Regions from separate parts of the Homo sapiens genome. Here region 2 is linked to region 1. The links are chromatin loops, found by intact Hi-C in ENCODE. Cell type or tissue: mammary epithelial cell. All regions are shown on one strand. Region 1 overlaps SLC35F3 (solute carrier family 35 member F3). Region 2 overlaps SLC35F3 (solute carrier family 35 member F3).

Region 1 (5,000 bases):
AGTAGAGACGGGGTTTCACCATCTTGGCCAGGCTGGTATTGAACTCCTGACCTCGTGATTCACCCGCCTTGGCCTCCCAAAGCATTGAGATTACAGGCATGAGCCACCGCGCACGGCGAAACTAGAGGCTCATAGCAGTGAACTTGTCATATAGCTATGAAGCTGGGATGTGAATTCTATTTCCTCTGCTCCTCCAGACATTAAAAAAACTAAGTGGACACCCCTCAGGGCTGCAGGGCCAGAGCATCCCTAACAGCTTACAGTAAAATGCTTAACAAACATCAATGGTGCATTTGCATGTGGATTTATGTTTGAATGCAACTAACCTGAATGTTTCCAGCTGCTTAAGGAAAGGACCAAGGCTCAAAGCTGGAGAGTTTTAGACTAGACTAGACTCTTTTTAATGAGATCCAGGAGGGACTTCTGAAGAGCAGGGAGAACTCTCCTTGCCCACGTCTCCCTAAAGCCTGGAAGACTTCACTTCCCTGGAGGTGAGGCCATTTCCCCATCACCACCATATGCGTACTTCAGATTTCACCTGCTCTAGTTGGAAAGCTTTTAGGGTGAGGACTGTGTCTCCCATCACTTATCTCTGTATTCTGGCACATAGTAAATGCTTTAAAAGTTTGCTAAATGAACAAATGAAAATAAAGGCACATTAATAGGCACGAGGGATTTCTAACCCCATGGCAGATGCGAAGGGTTTATAACCCCATGGCAATGATCTAAGTGAGCTGGGGTCACCTCGTTTCCTTAAAAGATAATAGTTCTGCATTTTCATTACATCAAAACTCAGAAACTATTTACTAAATTGTTAGCATATTTAAGAATAAAATTAATTCTCTGACCCAATAAAAAATGCTGTGCTCTAATGCTCAACTCACCACCCCCTCAAGCCCTCTAACTCTTTTCTTTTAAAATCTTCTCCATCTCATATTTCATATGCCAAGCTCCATTCTAGAATAAACTTTTACAACCAAATTATACATCTCTTACAAGTGGGTCATTTTTGAATTGCTGACCTGACCTTTACTATTTTAGGAGGATCAGACAGAAGTTGCTCACCATGAATTCAATGATACTATAAGTCACTGTTCCATTTAGCACCGGTATCTACGCCAGCAACATATACTCACAGTTCAGGGTGAACTAACAGGGACGCTAGGAAGACAGCCTTTCCATGAGCCCTTCCCCCTCACCTCATACAAACCCTTTACAACTTTTAAACCTGGAGAATCCTGAAACATGCAATTTCCTTGTCACCAGGTGTGTTATTCAGTGCCCTACATTTTTTCAGCTTGAACTAGAAAACCTCCACCCAGATAAGCTGGGATTTGTTCATTAACCTGCATGTTCCTGTCCCAGGTTCACGTTGCCAATAGCGGGCTGGAGTGGGCTAGAGACAGTTGGTCTTTTAAGACTGACCCTCTCTCCATTCTACAAATGACTTAAAACTCATTCCATTCACATTCTGGAAAAAAGCATTTAAATCTCAACATACCAGAACCTGTAGTGAATAATAGTTGACGTTCAACAAAGTGTATAAACCTACTCAAATGATAATTGCACTTCATGTTAAGCAATAAGCATGACCCCCTTCAAAAAAGCTATTCGTAAAATGTTTTGGGGACTTTTTACCCAGAAAAGGATTTAAGAGTTCAATATTTGAAAACATCCTTTAGGGAAACCTTTCGGAAAGGGAAACATCCTGCCCACCCTTAGAATGTCTGTGTTCTAATGCAGGTTTGTGTTGACCTGTATTTCTAGACGAAGGCACACCTGGACAGTGAGCCACCTCTTCCAGCACTTCTCTCTCTATTCTGACATACACTGACTGCTGAAAAAAGGTTTTTTAAATGAATAAATGAAAATAAAGGAGTATTCGCAGATGTTCCTTCATCCTGCAGCAGAGCCTCTATCTGGAAACTCCAAGATATGTTCCTTCAATCATTCCTGTATGGAAATGCCACCAGCTGTCCCACCCTATCAGATGCCTGGGGCTGGCTGTCTACTATACAGATTTTTCCTGGTCTTTGATTCTCCTCATCCCTTCTCTAGCCATCTCCTCCCTAATTGGTGTCCATCCCAGAGAAATGAGAAAGGAAAAGGAAGCAGAAGATATTCTAATCAGTCATTTCTCTTCTACTGGGGCAAAAGGTAGGAAAGAAAAGGAAGTTATTAAAAGAAACTGTTCAGAGTCTCCTGAATTCTAAAGCACTTCCTACAGGGTGTCAATTTATGATGATTGGTTGTGGAATCATGCCAGCTGCAGAAGGAACAGGCTCTTTCAAATCTTCAGAAGACACTTGCACTGCCAGTGGTGATGATTACTCGATCTGGCCATCCTGAAAACCTAAAAAGTGGTCCAGGAAGAAAGGTGAGGAAGGAGAGGGTCAGGAATTTGTAAGGTAGGCCTGCTTGTTTAGCATTACTGGGCAACAGAAGAGAGTTCTATTGCAGCATAAATTTGGGGGTTACCCTAAATGAGTGGGTCTCAACTAAAGGCTGCCCCCCATGGGATACTGAGTTGCTACAACTTAGGGGGCAGGGTGGTAAGCTACTGACATCTAATAGGCAGAGGTCAGAGATACTGCTAAACATCCTACAATGTACATGACAGCTCCCTACAACAAATACTTATACAGCACAAAGGGTTAATAGTGCTGAGATCAAGAAACCCTGGGCCAAACCAAAGCTTATCACCAAGAATTCTGGTCCAGTCTGTGGTTCAGGAAGCACTTGTGATGGAAGAACTAGGAAAGAGTAGAGCAATTCCACATAACAGGAAGTCAGCATAAAGAGGTAAATGATACAAATCACTACAGAGGCATATTCAAAGCTCCCTGTCCCAGAGGTCAGTATTTCGTGCAGCAGCCATCCATTCATTCAACAAATATTTATTGAGTCCCTCCTGTGGCCCAGGTGCTTTCTGGGCCCTGGATCCACTCAACAGATGATAATTTGAAGAATTCCCAGGAATACTGCCAAGTGGTTTGGTTCAAAAACATGGAATGTGGAGCTTGGAGGACTTTTGCCACTGAGAAGAGGAACTGGGCCCTTCTTACTTCCTTGTTTACAGTTTAATTCTCAGTTGAATGTTTCACAAAAGCCATCCCTTTCAGACCCAGGAGCCTTTGGGATTTTTAAAAAAGAATCCTAGGCTGGGTGCGGTGGCTCATGCCTGTAATCCCATTACTTTGGGAGGCCGAGGAGGGCAGATCACAAGATCAGGAGTTCGAGACCAGCCTGACCAACATGGTGAAACCCTGTCTCTACTAAAAATACAAAAATTAGCCGGGCATGGTGGTGGGTGCCTGTAGTCCCAGCTACTCAGGAGGAAGCTGAGGTAGGAGAATCGCTTGAACCTGTGAGGCAGAGGTTGCAGTGAGCTGAGATTGTGCCACTGCACTCTAGCCTGGGCGACAGAGCAAAACTCCTTCTAAAAAAAAATACTATTATTTGGGGAAGCTGGGCAAATTTTAAGCCAGGCACGGTGGCTCACGACTGTAATTCCAGCACTTTGGGAGGCCGAGGTGGGCAGATCATGAGATCAGGAGTTCGAGACCAGCCTGGCCAACATGGTGAAACCCCATCTTTACTAAAAATACAAAAAATTAGCCAGGCATGGTGGTGCTAGTCCCAGCTACTCAGAAGGCTGAAGCAGGAGAATCGCTTGAACCCGGGAGGTGGAAGTTGCAGTGAGCCGAGATTGCACCATTGCACTCCAGCCTGGGTGACAGAATAAGACTCTGTCAAAAAAAAAAAAAAAAAAAAAAAAAGAATCCTTTACAAAATTCTCTTGTCTAGAGCGAAACTTGCGAATCCAAATGACTGAGTTGAGAATACTGAGCAAAGGTAATTTCTGTACTGTTCACAATTACCTCATTTATCTTAACAACCCAAACAAAATCTAAAAATGAAGAGGATACAAATGAATATTGGGTCATTCAAATGGTTTCTTCTGCTACAAGGGCAAATGACTTACATCCAGAAACTTTCACTGGCAACTCCTTCAGTTAGGACACAGATAAATCACTTTGAAAGATGACTGAAAGGTGACATAATAGCTTGGAGCTTCCATAACTCACTCTGGAGATCATGAGAATTTTTTTTTTTTGTCTTTGTTTTGTTTTTTTTGTAACCATCATCTCTCCCCATTTATAGAGTACAATTACCAACCAACAAATAAAGCAACTAGGTGATACCTACAGGTAATAGATAAGCCTCTTTATTATTATCAATTGAGTAGAAATGGCAAACAGCAAAAGTTCTGCCTTAAAACCTCTTCTGGGCCGGGCGTGGTGGCTCACGCCTATAATCCCAGCACTTTGGGAGGCCAAGGTGGGTGGATAACCTGAGGTCAGGAGTTCAAGACCAGCCTGGCCAACATAGTGAAACCTCATCTCTACTAAAAATACAAAAATTAGCAGGATGTGGTGGCGCACGCCTGTAATCCCAGCTACGCAGGAGGCTGAGGCAGGAGAATCACTTGAACTCAGGAGGTGGAGGTTGCAGTGAGCCAAGATCATGCCACTGCACTCTACACTCCAGCCTGGGTGACAGAGTGAGACTCCCTCTCAAAAAACAAAGAAAAAAAAAACAAAAAGACAACCTCTTTTGCTGCATTAATACATTAATAAAACATTACCTTCTCTAAATTTAAACATTACACCTAATTAATTCACCAAAATGTCAGTTGTCACCTAAAGCGTTATAGTAACAAGGAAATACCTTGGAATAAAGAAGAATCCTCACAGGAATAGAGAGAGTGGAATGAGCTGATTTTATTCATATTTCAATGATCACTGTAGCCTTCCCTGCTACTATTTACTCTTCCAGTGAAGCCTCAGAGAGAGGCATTTAAGAATTACCTCCAGTGATGCAAGGGACTCCATTTCCACATGGCCCTTCTCTTGTCTTAATTACAAAACATGTTGTACCAAACAGTCATCACTGCTGTAAGCTCTCTGGCAAGCCCCCAAATCACAAACCTTGGTGAT
Region 2 (5,000 bases), 92 kb before region 1:
TATAACCAAAATTATGATAATTGAGTGTCATTAACTACCTTTAAAAATACTTTTATATCTATATGGATATAAACATAGAAAATATATTACACTATTCTGTGTGTTAATATTGTTTCCTTCTGCAGTTTGCCTTTTAACTGAGAAATATTTCTGAGATATATCCATTTTGAAATGCAGACAGAAAATAGATAAAATGGATGAAAGGACAGCTCTCATTCATTCCTTCCTTCTGAATGTGTTTTGTTTTCCATTGTAATCATTTAGTATATTTTATTTATACATCCTTCTATTGACAGACATTAGATTGTTTCTAATTTTTTGCTGTTATAATGATGTAGAGAACATTCCCATTTGTCGTATCCACGTGGATCTATGTTTGCATTTCTCTGGGACAGATATTTTAAAACTCACTTTCTAAGGCATAGGGGAAGCTTGGTGACAGTGTTATTAGATTCTATCAAATTGCCCTTCCTAGTGGCTGCAGTCATTTATTCTCCCATCAGTCATATATAAGTATTGCCTTTCTTAACATTGCCAGCTGTCCATATTATCACACTGCTAAATTCTTGGACAATCTGATCAATGAAAAATTATACTTCATTAGTGCTTTAATGTGCATTCTCCTAATTAGGGGTAAGGCTGAGCATCATTTAATTGACCATTCTGATTTTCCTTTTTTTGTGAACCGAATGCTTGCATTTCTTATTTTACCATTTCTTGGTTTGTCGTTTGACTATCATGTGTAGGAGTTCATTCCGTATTCCTCCATGACAACTTCCCTTAGCCTGGAACTGGTTTCATGCTGTCCTTTGTAATCCATAAGGTTTAAATGCTAATGTAGTTGGATTTAACAATATTTTCCTGTTATGGATTTTGCCCTTTTGTGTGTGTCTGTTTAAGAAGCTGTCCCTCCTGTAAGCTTGTGCAAATATACTGCCACATTTTTTTCTAATAAAGTTTCATTTTTTAATGTTTGGATTTTAACTTATTGGTTAAATTGGCTGGTTGTAGAAGCCTAACTTTGTTTTGTATGGCTCACCCATGGGGCAATCTCATTTACTGAATAATCTGTTTTTTCCTGTTGGAAAAACCATCAATTACCTGTCATATTATTGTCTCTGATAGTGAAACATAAAGAGTCCTCTGCTCTTCCACTGACTATGGGAGTGATCTGTAAAAGTGACATAACACCTGCAGGCCTCAGGTCCTGATATGGAGACAGTTGGACTTGATTACTAATTCTCCAGCATCCCTAGAAGCAAAATATTTCATATATTTCTTATCCATTTCCTGCAAATATTTAAAAACATTGTTACCAATGGGAAGAAAAGATTCACACAGATCTTGGTTTCCAACACCACTCTTCAACGAAAAGAACCAGGGCTTCTTGGAGAAATGGCTGATTCTAGGACTGGGGCAGGAAACATACAAAATGTGTCTGGAGTATCTTGTAGCGGCAGGAATTAAGAAAGTGCTCAAAACAAAAAGATCAACAAAAATGTCAGACACAATGATGGAGGTATGTCAAAGGAACATAGTAGCCAACTGAAAGAGTGGCTAGTAGGCACATCCAGAACAATGCAAACAAGAAAATAAATAGTGTCAGGTTGTAGCTCAAAGGATAAAATAAATATCCATGAGTCCATACTGACATAAGTAAATGAATAAATACATGGGGGATGAGAGACAATTCTCCCTTGTAGAAGAAATCCAAATGATTTATGTAGACTCTCCACCTTCAAGGAGGTAGACGCAACCCTCCTTAAGGGTGGGCTATGCATAGCAACTTCCTTCCAACAAGTATGGTATGAAGGAGTGGAGCAAAGAGTAACTTTATAGTGGGGGAATCTGACTAACACAACCTCAGCCAGGTGATCAAGGCCAACGTCAACTGTATAAGTCAAGTGGGTAGCATGTAACCTGGACACAACATCATAAACGTGGCCTTTGAGGTCTTTCTCCCCAAACCCTAACCCTAGTTTAATCATGATAAAAAAAATCAGACAAATTCCTACTGTGAGACAGTCTATAAAATACTTAACCAATATTTCTCAAAACTTTCCAGGTCTTCAAAATCAAAGAAAGTCTGAGACACTGTCACAGCTCAGAGGAATCTAAGGGGACATGATGGCAATAAAGATAATGTGGTGTCCTGGATGGGATCCTACAACAGAAAAAGGACCTTAGGGAAAAACTCAGGACACCTAAATAAAATGTGGCCTTACATTAACAATAGTGCATCTATACTGGTTCCTCAATTATGACAAATGTTTTGTGTGAGGTTAATAATAGGGAAACTGGGTACTGGATATATAGGAACTCTCTGTACTATCTTCACAATTGATCTGTAAATCCAAAAGTATCATAAAATGAAAACACTTACTTAAAAAAAATAGAGAGGTGCAAGACTCTCTGTTCATGCTGAAAGTCCTGTCTACAGCCAGCAGCACAACTCACCCCCAGGCAGAGGCTGGTCCTCCTACAGGGTGAGTCAGTGAGTGCTTTTCAGCTATTGGAGCAAACACACTTGTTTAAATGGATTTGCCACTGTTACTAAGTGCTCATAGTAAGCCTTTGGAAATTTAGGACAGCTTGATGATGAGGGCCAGCAAAGAAGATGATGGATATGCCAAAATAGAAAATCATTCAGTGCATATTTCCCTGCAAGATGGGGGAATAGTGGATTCATCCAAGAAATTTCAAATACACATAGTAGGATGCAGAGTGTAAAATCAATCTATGGTTTTGCCCTCTTCCTTGCTAAAGTCTTTTCTTTCCCACTGAATAAGAAAAAGATTTCTTAAACTGCAGAACCTGTAAATAATCAACTACCAACAGTAATAACGTCTCTACTGCATCAGTAATACCCCTGGTCACTTCTGTTGGCCTCAGAGTTTTCTTGCATGTAAAAGGGGAGTGACACCTACCTTGTATACCTGCTAGTATTATCATGAGAATCCAGAGGGAATACTTAGGCAAAAACACTTGGAGCCTTATAAAGCACAATATAAATGAAAACTTTTCTTAGCATGACTGATAACAATTATGACAATAGCCATTCATTCAATATTGGAAATCCAATTTCCAATATTTGTCATATGAGTAAATGAACAGCAACCACTATTGCCTCACTGGCATTTTCCAGAGCTTATTTAAGTAAGTGTTGCTTGTTGATCAAGAGTTGGTTAAAAAGAAAGATGCCACCTGCATTACTGGCTTTCCTTGATACATTAAAAAGAAGTCCACATGTTAATTTAAGGTCTTGATATGTCATAAAGCATGACAAAATCTCTGAAAGTGTGAACACTTTGAGGTCCACAGATGTTTGCCTTGCCATCCATCTTGGTCCAGCAGGCCAGCCATAGGCATCATCCCTCACACAAAAAAAGAGCTTTTCCAGATGTGTCATGTGGCTGCACGTTACAGGCCAAACTGCCCTGTCAGGACTCTCTTTTCAAGAAGCTGACATCTGTACGGATCAAGTTCTCTTTGTACTCCTGCCTCTTGGCGTAAGACTTGCTCCTTCTCTTTGTCTCTCATAAATTAAAGTATTAGCCCTTGAGGAGAATGTCATTGTCACTGTCAAACAGTGGCAGCCATCCTCCCTTGATGCCAATTACAGCAACAATAGCCAGAGGAAGCAGAGCTCAGCTTGAATAAAGAAATTAGCTTCCCCAACAGCTCCACACCCGCTCTGGCCTGTCCCCTACAAGCCCTGACAAAGGGGTAGCTGTGTGACTTCCTCTGTAAGCTCGACAATGTGCTAACTCCCATTTGTACTATAAAAAATCAAAAACAGCTGGATTTTTACATTTCCATTTGCAGTGAATTCAGCCCTTTCCTAGCTTCTGTTCCATTCCAGTTTTTGGTCACAGAGGGGCACTCAACAATTGCTTTTGTAGTCTAATCCAGAAATCAGTAGCACTGCTTGTACGCAGCAATGGTTTATAAACCATCTCTCTGTTGGATATGATGAGCACCTCCATGTCTTTCTTAATAATTTCCTGTGGCACCTAGTACTGGGCCAAGCACATTAAGATGTCCAATACATACATTGTTGATTTCAGAGAGCCTTGTTAGTCAGCAATGTGTCCCCTGCCATTGCGTAAAATTGGGAACAAAGGTAAACTATTTTCATGGTAATGTCAATATCAAACCTATATTGAAAGCAAAATCAAAGTGAAAGGCAAGGAGTTAAATTCCATCTTTAGTTTCTGAGTTGGACTGCAATCCTAACTAACTACATACATGCTTATTGCACTAGGAATAGGGAGCTGTTTTTCACCAATGAAATGGAACGCAGCCCATGTTTTCTACTCTTTGCGTATATTAATTCTTTGCTTAGTTAGAACCCTTGTGATTCACTGTGAGTATTCATACTCACTTTAAAAATCTTTGAATATCCTCGTTACACAGCGATCAGAGTTTTTGTGATTAAGAGGATGCATTTTGTGATTTTATATAGCCCTTTAAAGGGCTTTTCTAGGAACATTGTCATATTGTGCGAGAGAGTTCAGGGGTCATTCTCATGATAAAAGGACTTTGCTTTAAAGAAGAAATCATATCCTAAATGTTGAAATGTTTTCATTTATTTATTCACTTGTTAACAAATCTTTATCATCTTCTGTGTTTGGTATACTCATGCAGTGAGGGATGCAGAGAGGTAAAGATGCCATCCCTGTTTTCACAAATGTTAAAGTCTAGAAAGGAAATTAATGCAAATAAATACACTGTAAGGTAGCACAAACAGAAAATACGAGGTATGAAAGAGTGTGCTGCAGAGCACAAATGGGCTCGGCCACTTGCATGGCAGAGGCAGCCTTTGACTGACACTGGGGGATAGAGTCTCAGTAGGCAGGAGAGCAGGGCCGGAAGGGATAAGTGGAGGCACTGAAGATGGGAAGCGAAACAGGAAACAAGCAAAGGCACAATACAGGAAAGCTGAACATGTGCTGAAATGACAGCAAACAGTCCGGCAAAGCAGAATCCCCACACGGAAC

Evidence for each region. Peaks named below come from ENCODE experiments on the same cell type or tissue, not always from the same donor. Only the 100,000 strongest peaks of a DNase experiment are listed, where the experiment ranks them.
Region 2: a loop joins it to region 1, with 4 times the contacts of the local background. A loop is called at or near these places in 5 of 110 quality-filtered maps.

The regions. Positions count from the first base shown.
Region 1 is chr1:233,907,316-233,912,315 of GRCh38, reverse strand. All of the region lies in intron 2 of SLC35F3 (solute carrier family 35 member F3), which reads right to left. Among named protein-coding and RNA genes, the nearest start is that of SLC35F3, 5.1 kb to the right of the region's middle. In mammary epithelial cell, no CTCF peak of the experiment used is centred here; a DNase peak (open chromatin) is centred at 2,955; H3K27ac peaks cover 2,068 bases.
Region 2 is chr1:233,999,497-234,004,496 of GRCh38, reverse strand. The region is part of intron 2 of SLC35F3 (solute carrier family 35 member F3); the gene reads right to left. Among named protein-coding and RNA genes, the nearest start is that of SLC35F3, 97 kb to the right of the region's middle. In mammary epithelial cell, no CTCF peak of the experiment used is centred here; a DNase peak (open chromatin) is centred at 2,496; H3K27ac peaks cover 1,382 bases.